Regions from separate parts of the Homo sapiens genome. Here region 1 is linked to region 2. Evidence: read pairs that join two places in POLR2A ChIA-PET (ENCODE). Cell type or tissue: Caco-2. All regions are shown on one strand. Each heading gives the region's core, and the rest is flanking DNA. Links, peaks and the distances in the headings are about the cores only.

Region 1 (8,191 bases), core at 2,391-6,390, 200 kb after region 2:
GACTGGGTGCCTTAAAACAATGGAAATCTATTATCTCACAGATGAGGAGGCCAGACGTCTAAAACCCAGGTGTCTGCAGCGGGAGCTCTGAGAGAGGGCCTGTTGCATGCCTGTCTTCTGCTCCGTGGCCGCAGCCGTCCCTGGCACTCCTTGGCTTACAGACGCTCATTCCCACTCCAACTCCACGTGGCCTTCTCCTCCCCATGTCTCTCTTGGTCTGTGTCCAAATTTCCCTCCTGTAAGGACCTCCATCATTGGATTAAGGCCCATCCTAATCCAGCATGGCCTCATCTCAACATGGCTGCATCTGCACAGGGCCCCCTGTGTTTCCACATTCAGAGAGCAGGGGTTAGGATTCCAACACACCTTTCCCAGGATACGGTTCAACGCACAACACTACCCAAGGCCTGCTTTCTCCTCAGGGCCCCACTGGTACTAGCAGTGGATGGGGAAGGCTGAGTGCCCTCCCATATGGCCAAGGGAGGCCCAGATGCAGCCCACACACGGCACTGCCATGGCCCAGACAGCCCATGGAGGGGGGAGCCCCACCTACTACAGCTGGCCACTGATGGCCAGGCCTCCATGGTGCCAGGGAAGAAGATGACAAGGACTGACAATTCTTCCCCCACCAGCGCAGACACAGACAGCCAGGGTTGCTCAGCACTGCACGCCATGCAGCCCCAGACAAAGGGAAGAAGACCGCAAACCAACTGAATTCACACATCAGGCACCTAGCAGAGCAGGGCCCAGGCAGACAACAGAGCTGCAGGCCAATCGCGATGGCCCCTGGCCTGCACCCCTGTGTATGGTGGGGTTCTGCCCTCCTAGGGAATCTGCCGCAGCCACAGCCCTGCTGGGAGTCAGGTGTATCCGGCACAAGGGTGGGCCCTGTGTGAGACTCATCTCCTGGGACCAGAGTGACACAGGCTTAGTGGCACTACCTGGTGTGCCCTCCCCCACCCCAACTGGTCCTGTTCCCAGATCCCCCAGGCATGATGAAGGGGATTCAGTGGGGAGGGGAAGGACAGGGCTCTGTTATTCAGACCCACAAGACACTGGGGCAGGCACACCACAGCACAAAGGGAGTGCAGGGAGAGGGGCTTTCTCCCAGCTCCCGGCCTCAGGGAGCACAAAACCCTGGGCACCCCGAGGGCTCCAGCATTTCCGTGGAGCAGTAGAGGTTCCCGAGGCACCATGCCCGGGAATGGCAGTGCCTGAGAGGTGGTGGCGCTGGGGAAGCGAGGCTCACTTGGGGACCCTCCACGCAGTGCAGGAGGCCGCCAGCTCCAGGAGCTGCTGCAGAAGAAGGAGATAGACTATGGGGAAGAGGGTGGGACTGCTTCATGAGAACCAAGGAAAAGCCCCCAGACTCCCAGCAACAGAAGGACCTTCAAAGTCCCCCGGCATAGCAGGAGATAGGTGTCATCAGTGTGCAGGCAGCTCCGTTAGGACTTCACGGCACAGCCTGGGGAGCCCAGAATAAGCTCCCATTCCCACTGCTTAGCTGCACAATTGAGCTCATCCGTTTCAGGTCCAGCATGGAGCCAGTTTCCAAAATGCCACCTACATATTCTATGGTTCAATCAACATCATGGCAAACTAAACAGTAGGCAGCCACCTGGCTGTCATTCTGCCCTGAAGGGTAAGATGACGAGGTCTGTTGTTATGAACTGAAGTTTGTGTCCCCCCAGAATTCACATGCTGAAGCTCTAACACCCAGTGTGGCTGTATTTGGAGAGGGGGCCTCTAAGGAAGTAATTAAATGAGGTCATCAGGGTGGGGTTCTGATCTGATAGGATTAGTTCTTATGAGAAGAGACACCACAGAGCCCACTCACTCTCTCTGCCTGCACCCAGGATATGTGAGGAGGCACACGGGTTGTCCACAAGCCAGGAAGAGAGCCCTCGCCAGGATTCGAAGCGGCTAGAACCTTGATCTCGGACTTCAGCCTCCAGAACTGCGAGAAAATAAATGTCTATGTCTTAAACCACCCAGTCTGTGGTATTTTGTTACAGCAACCTGAGAGGACTAATACATCTGTCCATCCAATACCTCCCCAAGGCCAGTCCCTGGAGGGGCTCCAGAGTGGCAGCTTTAGCACTGTTGAGAAGAAGAAATGATATCCTCGGCCAACCGCACCCAGAATCTCAGGCAGTTATGGGGAGGGAGGCTCAAATGCAGATTCCCCTTGAGGCCAAGAGATCCTGATTCTGGGGTCTGGACGGGAGCTGGGTCTGTCCGTTGTTAGCCAGGCCTCACTGTCTGCCACCGTGACTCTGATGCAGAGGACTCCTCAGCACACTTCAGCCAATGGCTGGAGTGAGAAAAGGGAGCCCCAGCGGCGGTTGGTGAGGTGTGAGTGTTAGGTTCCTAACAGGATGAGGGATAGAAAGAGCTGAACTTCCAGAGAAAGAATCAGACCATGAGAAGACAAACCTCAAGAGCACTCTCACTTCCTGTGTTTCTCCTTCATGAAATTAATCTTACACAAAGAAATGATAAATATTTGAGGTGATAGATACTATGATTTGATCTTTACACATTGTATTCATGTCTCAAAATATCACATCTACCCCATAAATATGTGCAAATATTATGCATCAATTTTTGAAATGAAAAAAATAATTTTTAATGACAAAGTAATATATGATATAATATATGACATTAGTTTGGTTGAAGCATTGACATTCTGATAACATTAATATCTTTTCCTTTTTCCAAAGGAAATGGCTATTAGAAATTGGGGCCAGGCAACCAACCCAAATGTCCATCAATGATAGACTGGATTAAGAAAATGTGGCACATATACACCATGGAATACTATGCAGTCATAAAAAAGGATGAGTTCATGTCCTTTGTAGGGACATGGATGAAGCTGGAAACCATCATTCTGAGCAAGCTATCACAAGGACAGAAAACCAAACACCGCATGTTCTCACTCATAGGTGGGAACTGAACAATGAGGACACTTGCACACAGGATGGGGAACATCATACACCAGGGCCTGTTGTGGGGTGGGGGGAGGGGGTAGGGATAACATTAGGAGATATACCTAATGTAAGTGACGAGTTAATGCGTGCGGCACACCAACATGGCACATGTATACATATGTAACAAACCTGCACATTGTGCCCATGTACCCTAGAACTTAAAAAAAAGAAAAAAAATAGAAATTGGGGCCAGGCATGGTGGCTCATGCCTATAATCCCAGCACTTTGGGAGGCAGAGGCAGGTGGATTGCTAGAACCCAGGAGTTTGAGACCAGCCTGGGCAATATGACAAAAAGCCGTCTCTACAAAAAATACAAACATTAGCCAGGTGTGATAGTGCACACCTGCAGACTGAGGTGGGAGGATCACCTGAGCCTGGGAGGTCGAGACTGCAGTGGGCTGTGATTAAGCCACTGCACTCCAGCCTGGGTGACAGAGCAAGACCCTGTCTCAAAAAAAAAAAAGAAAAAGAAAGAAATCGGTGCATAACCTTTCAGACCTGTTACATACCTTTACATACATACAAATTCCCATATGAAATATACAAAATTATTCAGTGTGTGTTTTTGATACAAATTATATCCTACTTTACGTATTATCCTCTAATTTGCTTTTTTCATGCAACAGTACTTCCTGAAACTCTATCAATGTCAGCATATTAAATTCCATTTATACCTTTAACTGCTGTATAATAGTTCAATGTATAAATAAAATGCATTATATATTTGACTATTGGTGGGCAGTTATCAGTTCCAGTTCTTCTCTATTACAAAGATTCAATGACCATTGTTCTACATGTTTCATTGTTCACATTATAAGTGCTTTCTTTTTCTCTTTTCTTTTCTTTTTTTTTTTTTTTCTTTTGAGACGGAGTCTCGCTCTGTCACCCAGGCTGGAGTGCAGTGGTGTGATCTCGGCTCACTGCAACCTCTGGCTCCCGGGTTCATGTGATTCTCCTGTCTCAGCCTCCCAAGTAGCTGGGACTACGGGCGCCCGCCACCATGCCCAGCTAATTTTTTTATATTTTTAGTAGAGACAGCGTTTCACTATATTGGCCAGGCTGGTCTCGAACTCCTGACCTCGTGATCCACCCGCCTCAGCCTCCCAAAGTGCTGGGATGACAGGCATGAGCCATCAGGCCTAGCCCCCAGACTGCACATTTAAGCGGCTGAACGGGGGATACTTCCCAACACTTTGTCCTCTCACTCTAGCTGACATTAGAAAGCTTTTCATCATTTGATGATCTGATGAGTAAAAGAGACTTCACTGTAGTTTTAATTTGCTTTTACCAGATTAAAAATGAGATTGAGCATTTTCCCATATGTTTAATAGCCATTTGTATTCACGCTCCTATAAATTTCTTTTCATATCTTTTGACCATTCTTCTATTGGATAGTTTTCTTTTTCTTACTAATTTATGGAAGTTCATTGAATATTCAGCATATTATGGCTTTATCTGTTGCATATATTTTTCCTCGGGCTGTCAATTGCCTTTTAACTCTGTTTACAGTACATTCTTTATGATACCATAGTTTTAATTTTTATCTAACCAAGTTATTCATGCTTTCCTTTACAATTTGTGCTTTAAGGCCTCTACTTGGGGAAAATGGATCATGGCTCCTGCAGGTGTGTCTGTATCCTAGTCTGGATCCTATAAATATTACCTTATCTAGAAAAAGGGTCTTTGCAGATGGGATTAAGTGAGTGATCTTGAGATAAGGAGATGACCCTGGATTATCCAGGTGGCCCTAAATACCATCACCAGTGTCCTTATAAGGGAGGCAGAGGGAAGTCAGACTCACACAGAGGAAAAGGTCATGTGAAGACAGAGGCAGAGACTGGAGTGCTGTGACCTCAAGCCGAGAGACTCCTGAAGCCCTGGGCATTCCAGAAGCTGAAAGAGGCCAGCAACAACGCTTCCTAGAGCCTCCAGAGCGGGCATGGCCTTGAGGACATCAAGATTACAGACTTCCTGCCTTCAGACTGAGATAATAAATGGATGTTGCTGGTTTTAAGCCACCAAGAAGCTCCAGTTTATTGTACAATTTGTTGCAGTGGTGATATAGGACACTAAAGTACTACTCAAGGTTTGGGGGGGTGGGGAAAGCCTATATTTTCTTCAAGTGGTTTTAAAGTTTTACTTCTGCATTCAAGTCTTTAATCCCTATGAAATTTATTTCTTTGGGAAATTAAATTCAAGCCTTTTTTTTTCCTGCAGATAACCAATGGTTCCCATAGTACTTATTGAATATCTGTGTTAGTCTAGGTCCTCTGAGAAGCAGGAGCCAGGATGAGATGAAATGAGCAGGGGTGGCTGGGCGCGGTAGCTCACACCTGTAATCCCAGCAATTTGGGAGGCCGAGGCGGGCGGATCACCTAAGGTCGGGAGTTTGAGACCAGCTGACCCTCATGGCGAAACCCCGTCTCTACTAAAAAATACAAAAAAACTAGCCAGGCTTGGTGGCACACACCTGTAATCCCAGCTACTTGGGAGGCTGAGACAGGAGAATCACTTGAACCCAGGAGGCAGAGGTTGGGATGAGGAAGATCACGCCATTGCACTCCAGCCCGGGTAACAAGAGCGAAACTCCATCTTAAAAAAAAGGAAAAAAAATAAAAGGGAAAAAAGAAATGAGCAGGGGGACTACTGGGTATTACTGGATATCTACCCAGAGGAAAAGAAGTCATTATTCGAAAAAGATGCTTGCCCACGGATGTTTATAGCAGCACAATTTACAATTGCAAAATCGTAGAACCAACCCAAATGCCCACCAATCAACAAATGGATAAAGAAACTGTGATATATATAGATATCATATATATCATATATGATGGAATACTACACAGCCATAAAAAGGAATGAATTAACAGCATTTGTGGTGACCTGGATGAGATTGGAGACTATTATTCTAAGTGAAGTAACTCACGAATGGAAAACCAAACATTGTATGTTCTCACTGATATGTGGGAGCTAAGCTGTGAGGACACAAAAGCATAAGAATGATACAGTGGACTTTGGGGACTTGGGGGGAAGAGTGGGATGGGGCCAAGGGATAAAAGGCAACAATAGGGTGCAGTGTATACTGCTTAGGAGATGGGTGCACCAAAATCTCACAAATCACCACTAAAGAACTTAACTCATGTAACCAAATACCACCTGTTCTCCAATAACTTATGGAAAAATAAGATTTAAAAATAAGAATTAAAAAAAAATGAGCAGGGGTTTATTAGGGGAATCACCTTTGAGAGATCGGGGGTAAGAACGGAGGAGGCTGGTGGAGGACAGCTGGAAAGAGGATGGGAAGGAGGCATTCTAGATGCCCACAGTCTAAGGGGGAGCCCCTAGTCAAAGGCACCCATCAGAAGAGGCCTGCGTCTCCCAGGAAGAGCCGGTCCTAGCTCCCCTGCTCGCAGGCAGGAGCTGGTGCAATGGACTTCCCAGAGCGGGGCCTTGCTCATTACCCTGTGTAGCTGAAGCTCTGCAAGGTGCATTCCCGTGGCCACCAGCCCACTTTTTCCCACTGACTTGAGAGCCACCTCTGTCACCAAATCTGCTCATGCACAGTCAATCACTTCCTCACCCTCGCCAGTGTCCCACTGCTTTCGCCACTGCATCTTAAGAGTCCGTCCAGGTCCTCGGGAAGAAAAGCATCCTGCCCTTCTCCTTCTCCTGGGACCCAGTAGCTTTGGCTTTTATTCTGTGTTTACTCGTTCGTATGAAATCTAGAATGGATTTATCAACTTCCTGGAAAAATCTTGTAGAGATTTTGATTGGCAACTCATTGAATTTATAAGCTCGTTTGAGAAAATGTGACCTCCTTACCACATGGAACCTTCCCATTTTTTAACATAATTCATCTCTCCTTTTATTTAGGCTTTTTTTTATGTCCTACTATGACATTTTGCAGATTTCTCCATCTAGGTTTCACATTTTTTTAAAAAGACTTTTTTTTTTAAGAGCAGTTTTAGGTTCAAATCAAAATTGGGAGGAAGGTACGCAGACTTCCCTTATCCCCTCTGTCCCCACACACACGCACAGCCCCTCAGACACAGCTGGCATCCACACCAGAGCATATGTTTCTTACACTCCATCCACCCACACTGATATGTCAGTATCACCCAAAATCCATGGTTTAAATTAGGGTTCCTCCTTGGTGCTCTTCATTCTATGTGTTTGAACACACGTATAATGACATGTATCCACCATTACAATAACACACAGAGAATTTTCACTGCCCTAAAAATTTTCTGTCTTCCACCTATCCATCCATCCCCCCAACCCTAGGCAACCACTGGTCTTTCTACTGTCCCCATAGTTTTGCCTTTTCCAGAATGTCATATATTTGGGAGCAGATGTATGTAGCATTTTCAGGTTAGTTTATTTCACTCAGCAGCATGCATTTAAGTTCTTCCATGTCTTTTTATGACTTGATAGCTCATTTTTTAACACTGAATAGTATTCCACTGTCTGGATGTACCACAGTTTGTTTATCCATTCACCTACTGCAGGACCTCTTGGTTGCTTCCAGGTTAGGGTAATTATGAATAAAGCTGCTATAAACATCCATATGCAGGTTTTGTGTGGACAGAAGTTTTCAACTCATTTGAGTAAATACCAAGGAAAGTGACTGCTGGATCCTATGGTAAGAGTATGTTTTCTTTTATAGGAAACTGCCAAACTGTCCTCCAAAGTGGCCACACCATTCTGCATTTCCACCAGCAATGAATGAGAGCTCCTGCTGCTCTACGTTCTCACCAGGATTCAGTGTTGTCGGCATCCTGGATCTGGGCCATTCTAATAGCTATGTAGTGACATCTCATGGTCATTTGGTTTTAACACTTTTTTGTTAGATTTTGCATCTGGGCTGTGTTCACTTGTGAGTTAGAGGAAATCTAAACACCAATGGCTGTAACCAGTAAGGTCCCCTACCTCTTTGTCTCTCCCTCCCAACCTCACCCTTCACCAAGAAGCCCAAGGTAAGGCAGCCCAGGCCAGTGATTTGCTCCAGGAGATCATCAAGGAACTGAGCATCTTCTGTCTTTTCCTCCACCATCTTCAGCAGAAAGTGGTCACAATGTGATCCCAAGAAGCCTGCTGTACCTCCTGGTATCTTGTCTGTATTCCAGGCAGGAAGAAGGTGGAAGAGCCAACAGCAGCTTCTTACCAAGTGCTGTCTTCTTATCTGATGAGGAGCCCCCTC
Region 2 (8,191 bases), core at 2,515-6,514:
GAGTCATGAGTTCTTCTAAAAACAAAGAGGTAAACACAGAAAACTTGTAATTAGGAAATATCTAGGGACTTTATATGCATACAGGCAAAATGCGATACTGATTAGATTAATTTTTTTCTACTGAGTTTTGCTATGTAGCAAAATTCAACCTGTTGAAGTGGATGAGCAGCTATGCCCTGAGCAACCACATTTACACCAGCCCTGGCCAGCCTGAGGCACCAACAGACTGAAATGCAGATCTGCTATGAGTTCTCATTGGGCTTTTGCTATAAAATATTCATGGTGAATTACAAAGGATCATTTGAATCACAATCTCTAGAAACATGTTGGAAAGGAGAAAGGCATCAAATTGCATCTTAGGCTTTTATCTTTTTTTACATGCCACTCTAAAGTAATTACAGATTATTCAGGCCAATGTTAAACTCAAATTTTTAAAAATCAACATTTATAATAAAATGACCTGCTGATTTCTTACCCTGCTCACCATATGGTGATTTATATGGTGCAATGAGGGCCCACTACTGCCTCCTGGTGGTAATGTATCTTAATTGCAGGAACCATTTTACAAAAAATAGTTATGCTTTGAAAGATGAAACATGAAGTTACAAATACTGTGACCTAAAAAATACAGACTTGACATCTGTGGTAGGAGAGATATGCCCAACCATCCATTCTTACCATTTGAGGGAACCTATTGTGAGCTGAGTGTTGAATTAGGGAACAAAATTTCTACCTTGAAAATTCAGTTTCATCAATAGAAAAATTCAGATTACTCAAGCCAAATGATCAAATGTCACTAGAAAAGGAAACACATAGTATAATCAGGTGGTGTTAACTCAATATACATAATTTTTTAACCCAGAAACACAATAACATTTTTCAGACAGCTTGACATAAATGTGGACGGGACACCTACTTGATTTCTCTAAAATTGGTTTAAGGAACTGATTGACCCATCCTTCATTAATCACCCCTGAGTTTTTCTCCCTAACAATTTTGGTCATGCAAAATCTCCAGAAGTCTTTGTGCCAAGTGTCTAACCCAACTCTATTTTGTATACCTCAAAATCCAATTCAAATTCAACTTTCTTCATATGATTTTTCTTTCCCACTCAGAATTAAAGTGATTTCTCCTTCTAGCAGTTAGATTGGCAAAAATAAAAACTATGATCCTGTCTACAATAGTTACCTCCACCCCTTTATGTTTATATAATATTACACCATTGACATCCTTTGCCCCACCTGTCATGGTACTTTGCTGAGCTATGTGTTTGTTTGCTTACTGTGTATTTCTGCCACTAGAATGGAAGTCTCATGATGGCAGGAACCTTGCCTGCTCTGATACTTTAAGGAGCATACCAAGCTCCTGAAATACTGCCGTGCACGTAGATGCTCACTAAATATTTTCTGAATGAACTATCAGTCAGTGTTAGTGAAGGTATTATAGTCAAACTCTTAAACTTTCTGGTGAGAATGTAAAAATTATTCAGAGGACAGTTTGTTAATACACATCAAATTTCATTATAAAATATAACAATTAAATATAAGAAATGTTTGTCAATAGAATAGAAATTATATCAATAGTAAGCTATACAGCCATCAGAAATGATGATATCCAACTATATTTACAGACACAAAAAAAGGTCCTTGACATATATTTAAAATTAAAAAGCAGAGTTTGCAATAGCATGTGTGATGGTTAATTTTAATATGTTAACTTGACTGGGCTACAAGGTGCCCAGATATTTGTTCAAACATAATTGTGGGTATTTCTGTAAGGATGTTTTTGGGTGTGATTAGCATTTAAATTGGTAGATTGAGTAAAAGAGATTGCCCACCCTAATGTAGGTGGGTCTCAACCAGTCATCCAAGAACTTGAACAAAAAGACTGCCCCTACCCCAAATAAAGAAGATTCTTCCAGACTGACTGCCTTTGAACTGGGACATTGACTTTTTCCTGCCTTTGATCTTGAACTGAAACATTGGCTCTTCCTTGAGCTTGCCAGCCTTCAGACTAAAACTATACTGTCAGCCCTATTGACTTTCAGGCCTTCAGACTCGAGCTGGAACTAAACCATCAGCTCTCTTGAATCTCTAGCTTGCCAACTCACTCTGGAGTGAGTGAGATATTGAAACTTGCCAAACTCTATTATCATGTGAGCCTATTACTTATAATAAATATCTTTCTGTGCATACATATACCTCCTATTGGTTCCATTTCTCTGGAGAACCCTGACTAGAACAGTGTATAGTAGGATCTCATTGTGCTAAAATATTAGAACTATGTAGATCTAGTTTCTGTAGTGTGCCCAGTTTGTTCATGCCTCCCTGTATTCATGCCTTTCTATGGTTCCTTTCACAATGACTCTAGGCTTAGTCATGCAACTTCCTTTTCACCAGTGAGACAATAGCAAACATGACTTAAGCAATGACTTGAAAAGTGCTTGCGTATTGGAGTTGCCTTTCTGCTGCTCTTGAAACCTGAGACAGCCTTGTGAACCAGACCAAGCAGCCTCGTGCAGCAAGAGAAGCCACTGAAGAAAGGATTTAGCTCTCCTACCCATGCTAGTCAAGACCCATCACCAGCTCACTGCCCACACAGGACCAAGCTCAGCTGAGGTTGAGGGGAGCTGCCCCCTCCCACTTCCCTCTCACATTCTGAACAGGCGACACCACCTCTGGGTGCATCTGACCCCTCATTCTCACTACTGAGCACCCATGGACTGAAACATGGTGGCACATTACTGCAAATCATGGGCAACTTAACACCACCATTCAACAGCTGCAGTCACCTGAGACTGGCCTGGACCAGAACTGACCAGCTGAACCCAGCCCAAATTGCAACCTTAATAATTGCAGACTATGCTGAATTTTTTTTATCTTGCCCAAATTCCTATCTAAGGGGTCTGGGGAGTCATACCCTACAAACTATAAATTCTCACCAGATGGGTTTTATTTAACCCTATATATCGTGACTTACTTTCCAAATCCAATATGGCATATAACACTATGTGACAAAGAAGAAAGTCAACATATTTTATCCCAAAACATGTTTCTTTGCCATATTTTAAAATGGTCCTGCAAAGCTGTCCTTTCTGGGTAAAAATGTACATTTGTAAAGAATCTCTATTAACATAGCTAGATCTTTTTCTTCCAGGCCTCCCAATCCTCAGGAGATTAAGTAGGAGTCTAACACCTTTTACAGGAAACATTTGTCATCTATTGTCTCTAAGGGCAGCCACTGTAAGACTTCAAAAGAACCCAGGTCTCCACAATCTTTTATTTTAACCTGAAGGTTTTCTTTCTATTGATCCCAGGTCTTTAGACAAACTCAACCAATTGTCAGTAGGAAAATGTTTAAATTTACCTATAGCCTGGAAGCCCCTCCCACTTTGAGTTGTCCTGCCTTTCTGAACCAATGTGTTTCTCAAATGTAATTTGATTGATGTCTCATGCCTCCCTAAAATGTATAAAACCAAGTTGCACCCCAACCACCTTGGGCACTTGTTCTCAGGACCTCCTGAGGGCTGTGTCACAGGCCATGGTCACTCATATTTGGCTCAGAATAAATCTTTTCAAACATTTTACAGAGTTTGAGTCTTTTTGTTGACAGAATCATTTATTAAATGGTTAGCATTTCAAGCCACTAAGCTTTGAGATGGTTTGTAATGAAGCAAAGACTAACTGATATGTTACTATAGAACAACAACAACTAAAAAAAAAAGCCTAGAAGGCTATATCCTAAATTGTTAATAGTGGTTACCTCTATGTAGAAATTACAGATGACTTCTGGTTCATTCTTTTTAGCATCTCTGCATACTGTTTATAATAAGTGCATATTATGTCTGCAAGCATAAAAAACAATTAAAATCCATTTCATTTTGAAAAATAATTTTTAAATTGATCTCTCCCTTCTTAGATTTCCTGCAGTAATTACTGTTTGCATGACTAATTCACCAATTAACCATGAAGTGTTTTGATATCAAAAACTGATATTTAAGGCTTTCATTGTTATTTGACTATGGCAATGGAACATGCAGTGATACTTTTTAAAAATGCTGTGTATCATCCATAGTTATTAAGCCTATGACTGGCATACAGCATGGAGCCACCAATGATATTATTTACTTTGATTTGAAATCACTGTTTTGTATTAACAAATAAGGCAGAGTAAAGAGTAGAATATCTGCAAGAAGAGGAGAGGTCCTGGCAATGGCAGTGTCCAAAATAAACCTGAGTTACCTGAAAACTCAACACCAAAGCATTTAGTGCCCACTTGCAACTGCCTATGCCCTGTGGTAAGAGTGGGGATTCCTGTGGCCATGCCACGATTCTCTGCTCAATGTCCAATTTCAAGCTTAATTCAGATTGATTTAAACATGCATATACATATCTACCAGAGAATTAAACAAACCATGGAAATTTAGAATACAAATTAAAATTTCTTCTAGAGACCTAATCTGGAAAAAGAATAGTATTTGAAAACTAGTAAAGCAAACAATGTAGAAAAAATGGCTTAAGCAAAAAGGGTTCAGATGTGAAAGAAATCATCCTTAACTAACTTTCCAGAATTTAATTTTTAAAGAATATGGCCAAGAAGTCAAAATTTATTCACCTCCATCGAAGTTGATGAAGAAATGTAAGAAAGCAGGTGTTATGTAGCTTTATTTGATTTTTCAAAAAGACTCCATGTAAAGCTTTAAGAGAGAGAACAAAATAGTAGATGACAAAAACTAAGCAAATACTAGATTAAGAAACTAAAGTGAGCCTCCCTTGCCTTCAACTTTGAGTTAGCAAGGAGAGTCACTGGCTCCTTCAAGGAGCACTGCCACGCATCATAAAGCTAAGTGGCTCTGACAAGGATCTGAACAACAGGGCTCTAAAATCTGCTGACAACACTAAAATGGGAGTTGCAAAGAAGAATGAGGAGCTGTGTGACCAGGTTTAAAGGAATCTCAATCATTTAGGTAATTGGGCCAGCAGATGGCAAATGCAGTGCATTCTGGAAGACTGTGAAATAATTAGTCTGAAAGACAGAAGCTAATCTAGTAATAATGATCTTCCATTTATGTAGCATTATTTTTTACAAAGCACCTTTCACCAAGTGGTTCCCATAGTGCCTTCTGTAATGATCATGCATGGTATGTTAATGTGTTCACAGTGATAGAACAGGCACTCTTGGTGGAACAGTGTAATCTGCACGACTGTCGCCCAGAAGAGAAGGTGATGCCCGAAGGAGAGGTGGGAAACTCCCAAGGTGATTCGCCAAATAGAAATACCTTTTGGACACTAAGGTTAGAGAACTAAACCAGCAGGATGTTTGCTTGAATTTGAATGATGACTCATGAAGGATCAGAATGCTATTTCCTTGGGGTGAGATTAAAAAATATGTGTGTACCAGGATTTAGAGGTTTATCTCTAAATAAAGGCTGAAAGAATTTAGCTTTATCTTTCTAAAATGATAAAAGCACCACACATCTTTTTTTAAAAAAACAACAACTACTTTCAGTTAGCCAAGTGAAACTTTTCAGTTTTGTAAATAATTCCCAAGGTTAAACAGGAAACATGCTGAGTAGTTCAAGGGAGAGTGGAGAGAACATTGTTTCACAGGCTGCATTTGCTTCCCTCCCTCAGAAGCAAACCTCTTCTCTCCCCCTCTACTCCCCTTCTTCTAGAACTTAGTCAAAGCAGAGTTTGTAGGATCAATATGGCCAGGGGCTGCCATATTGATCAGAGCAGCTCTAGAGAGTGAATCAGGCTGTGGTGCCCTAGAAAGAAATATCAGAAGGTCTGTTTCCAATGTCCTGTGTGACCTGAAGCTCTTCCTTCTCTAAATCATTATTAGCCATAAACGTTCACTGCAGATGATCATTTCTTAATCAGAAAAATACTTCTTTACTGCACTTGGCTCTTTTCCACTCATGCTAACAGATACCACATTTCCCCATGTCCCTTTCTCCCTGGCATAAAACACACCTTTCCTCTACCTGTGCGGAACAGCCCATGCTTCCTCCTCTGCCCTGCCCCCTCCCACTTCCCTCTCACATTCTGAACAGGCGACACCACCTCTGGGTGCATCCAACACCTCATTCGCACTACTGAGCACCCATGGACTGAAACGTGGTGGCACATTACTGCAAATCACAGGCAACTTAACACCACCATTCAACAGCTGCAAGCAAGCCATTCCAAGCAGAGGAATTCTCACAGTCACGGTGCTTCAATAACGCATTAGAGCTTTTTGAGTTTCTTGTCTGTCTTACAGTTGTTGTTATTTTTGTGTTAGCTAGCAAACAAAGCTACATAAACTGTTATGAAAAGTATGCCCTCTAAGACCTGCCTAATTTTATCTAATTCCAGGATCCTAAAAATTTTTCTGGGTGTGAATTTTGTTCCATTTTCTTCCAGGAAAGTCTAAGAGTGTGTTACCCAAATAGTGCTCCACCAGGAGAAATCCAAAGCTGGTAAGATGTGCCTGAGGATCTGGCAAAAATCAGCATCCATGGTCTTGGGGATTGCAAATATTCTGCTTGCAGCCTCTTCGTAGATTCTTTTACAGATGGCAATTTTATATTGCTTTACACTGTAACAAGAAGGAAATAAATGGGGCTCTTATACTTCTCCTCTTCACTGATGCCAGGAGAACATAGCCTCTGGTTCCCACCAGCAGGACCTTCTCACTGTTCTTGGCACAAGAAGATGCCAGCAAGTAAAAGTTGCTAAGCATTGCTTTTAGATTGAAAATAAGATGCACATGGTAGGTTTCACTGCATGACTTAAGCAAAGTGCCAGGTTCTGTTTTCTTTTAAATATTCTCACTAGAGGGATGGGAGAGGGGAGAAAAAGTGTCAGAATAATCTACAAATCAAAATGCTTTTTAATGGGGATGTGGACCACGGCTTTCCTTTGCTGGTTTCATGAAACCTTTGCACACTCAGGAGAAGAATGCATGTTAGCTGGTATGAGCGCTGCTGGCAGTCTCCATGGAGTGGGGATGGAGGAGTGCAGATTCCTTTTAAAACATTATTGAAGGTTCTTCTCAGCCATCCACACCACACATTGATCTTCTGTCACAGCTCTATGTCTGGAGGGCTGGTACTCTCCATTGATCCACAGAGAGCATTTTTAGTGCATCAAAGAAATACAGAAGGTGGGACTCAGAGGGAAAATCAGGAACCACACTTTTAGTGCTGGACACAGCTCAGCAGTATAAAAGTCACATAAAATATTAAGCTGAACTTGAGATTTTTTTTTTTAATGTTGTGAAATCTGTTGACATATGAGACTCAATGGGACACAAAAAACGGAAAGGATTAATACCTCTTTTAATGGAAAAATCTCCCCTGACGGAACAGAAGCAAGCCCTAGGACCTGATAAACTGAATCCCACATTCATCTTTCTGCAAAGGACCTTAGGTTGTAAATCACAAGTGTCTAGGCTGAAAAGTTCAATCAGTCAAGATGCGGTGGTAATGGGTCAAGGTCATGCATCAATCCAAAGACAGACTGGTTAGTTTTACTCCACAGTCAAAGGTTATGCCCCATCCGGATGATAAAATCTGTGCTCTTCTCAGGAGCAAGGAGGTGGCTGGCCTGATAGAGCCTGTCACAGCAAGGGACAAAACTACTATAAAGACAGAGCTTCCCACCCAAGCCAGCATGCCAGCCACCCATGGAAGTCCTACCTGTGCCACAAGGTCAGACTCAGGGTCCCTGTTTCAGTCAGCTTAGGCTGCCATAACAGAATGCCACAGACTGAGTGGCTTAAACAACAGAAATGTATTTTCCCATAATTCTGGAGGCTGAAGGTCCCAGATCAGGATGCCGGCGGGGTTGGGTTCTGGTAAATGCCCTCTTCCTGGCTTGCCTTTCCTCAGTGCAAATGCATGGAGAGAGGGAGAAAGAGATGACTCTTCCTCTTTTTTTTTTTTTTTTTTTTTTTTTGAGACAGAGGCTCACTTTGTCGCCAGGCTGGAATGCTGTGGCACGATCTCAGCTCATTGCAACCTCTGACTCCCTGGTTCAAGGGATTCTCCTGACTCAGCCTCCTGAGTAGCTGAGATTACAGGCACGTGCCACCGCACCCGGCTAATTTTTGTATTTTTGGTAGAGATGGAGTTTCATTATTTGGCCAGGATGGTCTCGATCTCCTGACCTCGTCGTGATCCACCCATCTCAGCCTCCCAAAGTGC

Evidence for each region. Peaks named below come from ENCODE experiments on the same cell type or tissue, not always from the same donor. Only the 100,000 strongest peaks of a DNase experiment are listed, where the experiment ranks them.
Region 1: POLR2A ChIA-PET joins it to region 2 with 7 read pairs; 2 of 35 experiments call an interaction of 5 or more read pairs at or near these places.

The regions. Positions count from the first base shown.
Region 1 is chr5:10,126,247-10,134,437 of GRCh38, forward strand. No RefSeq gene overlaps it. Among named protein-coding and RNA genes, the nearest start is that of ATPSCKMT, 120 kb to the right of the region's middle. RefSeq lists an enhancer at 777-1,427. In Caco-2, for the core only: no CTCF peak of the experiment used is centred there; a DNase peak (open chromatin) is centred at 4,825.
Region 2 is chr5:9,922,381-9,930,571 of GRCh38, forward strand. No RefSeq gene overlaps it. Among named protein-coding and RNA genes, the nearest start is that of LINC02112, 23 kb to the left of the region's middle. In Caco-2, for the core only: no CTCF peak of the experiment used is centred there; no DNase peak of the experiment used is centred there.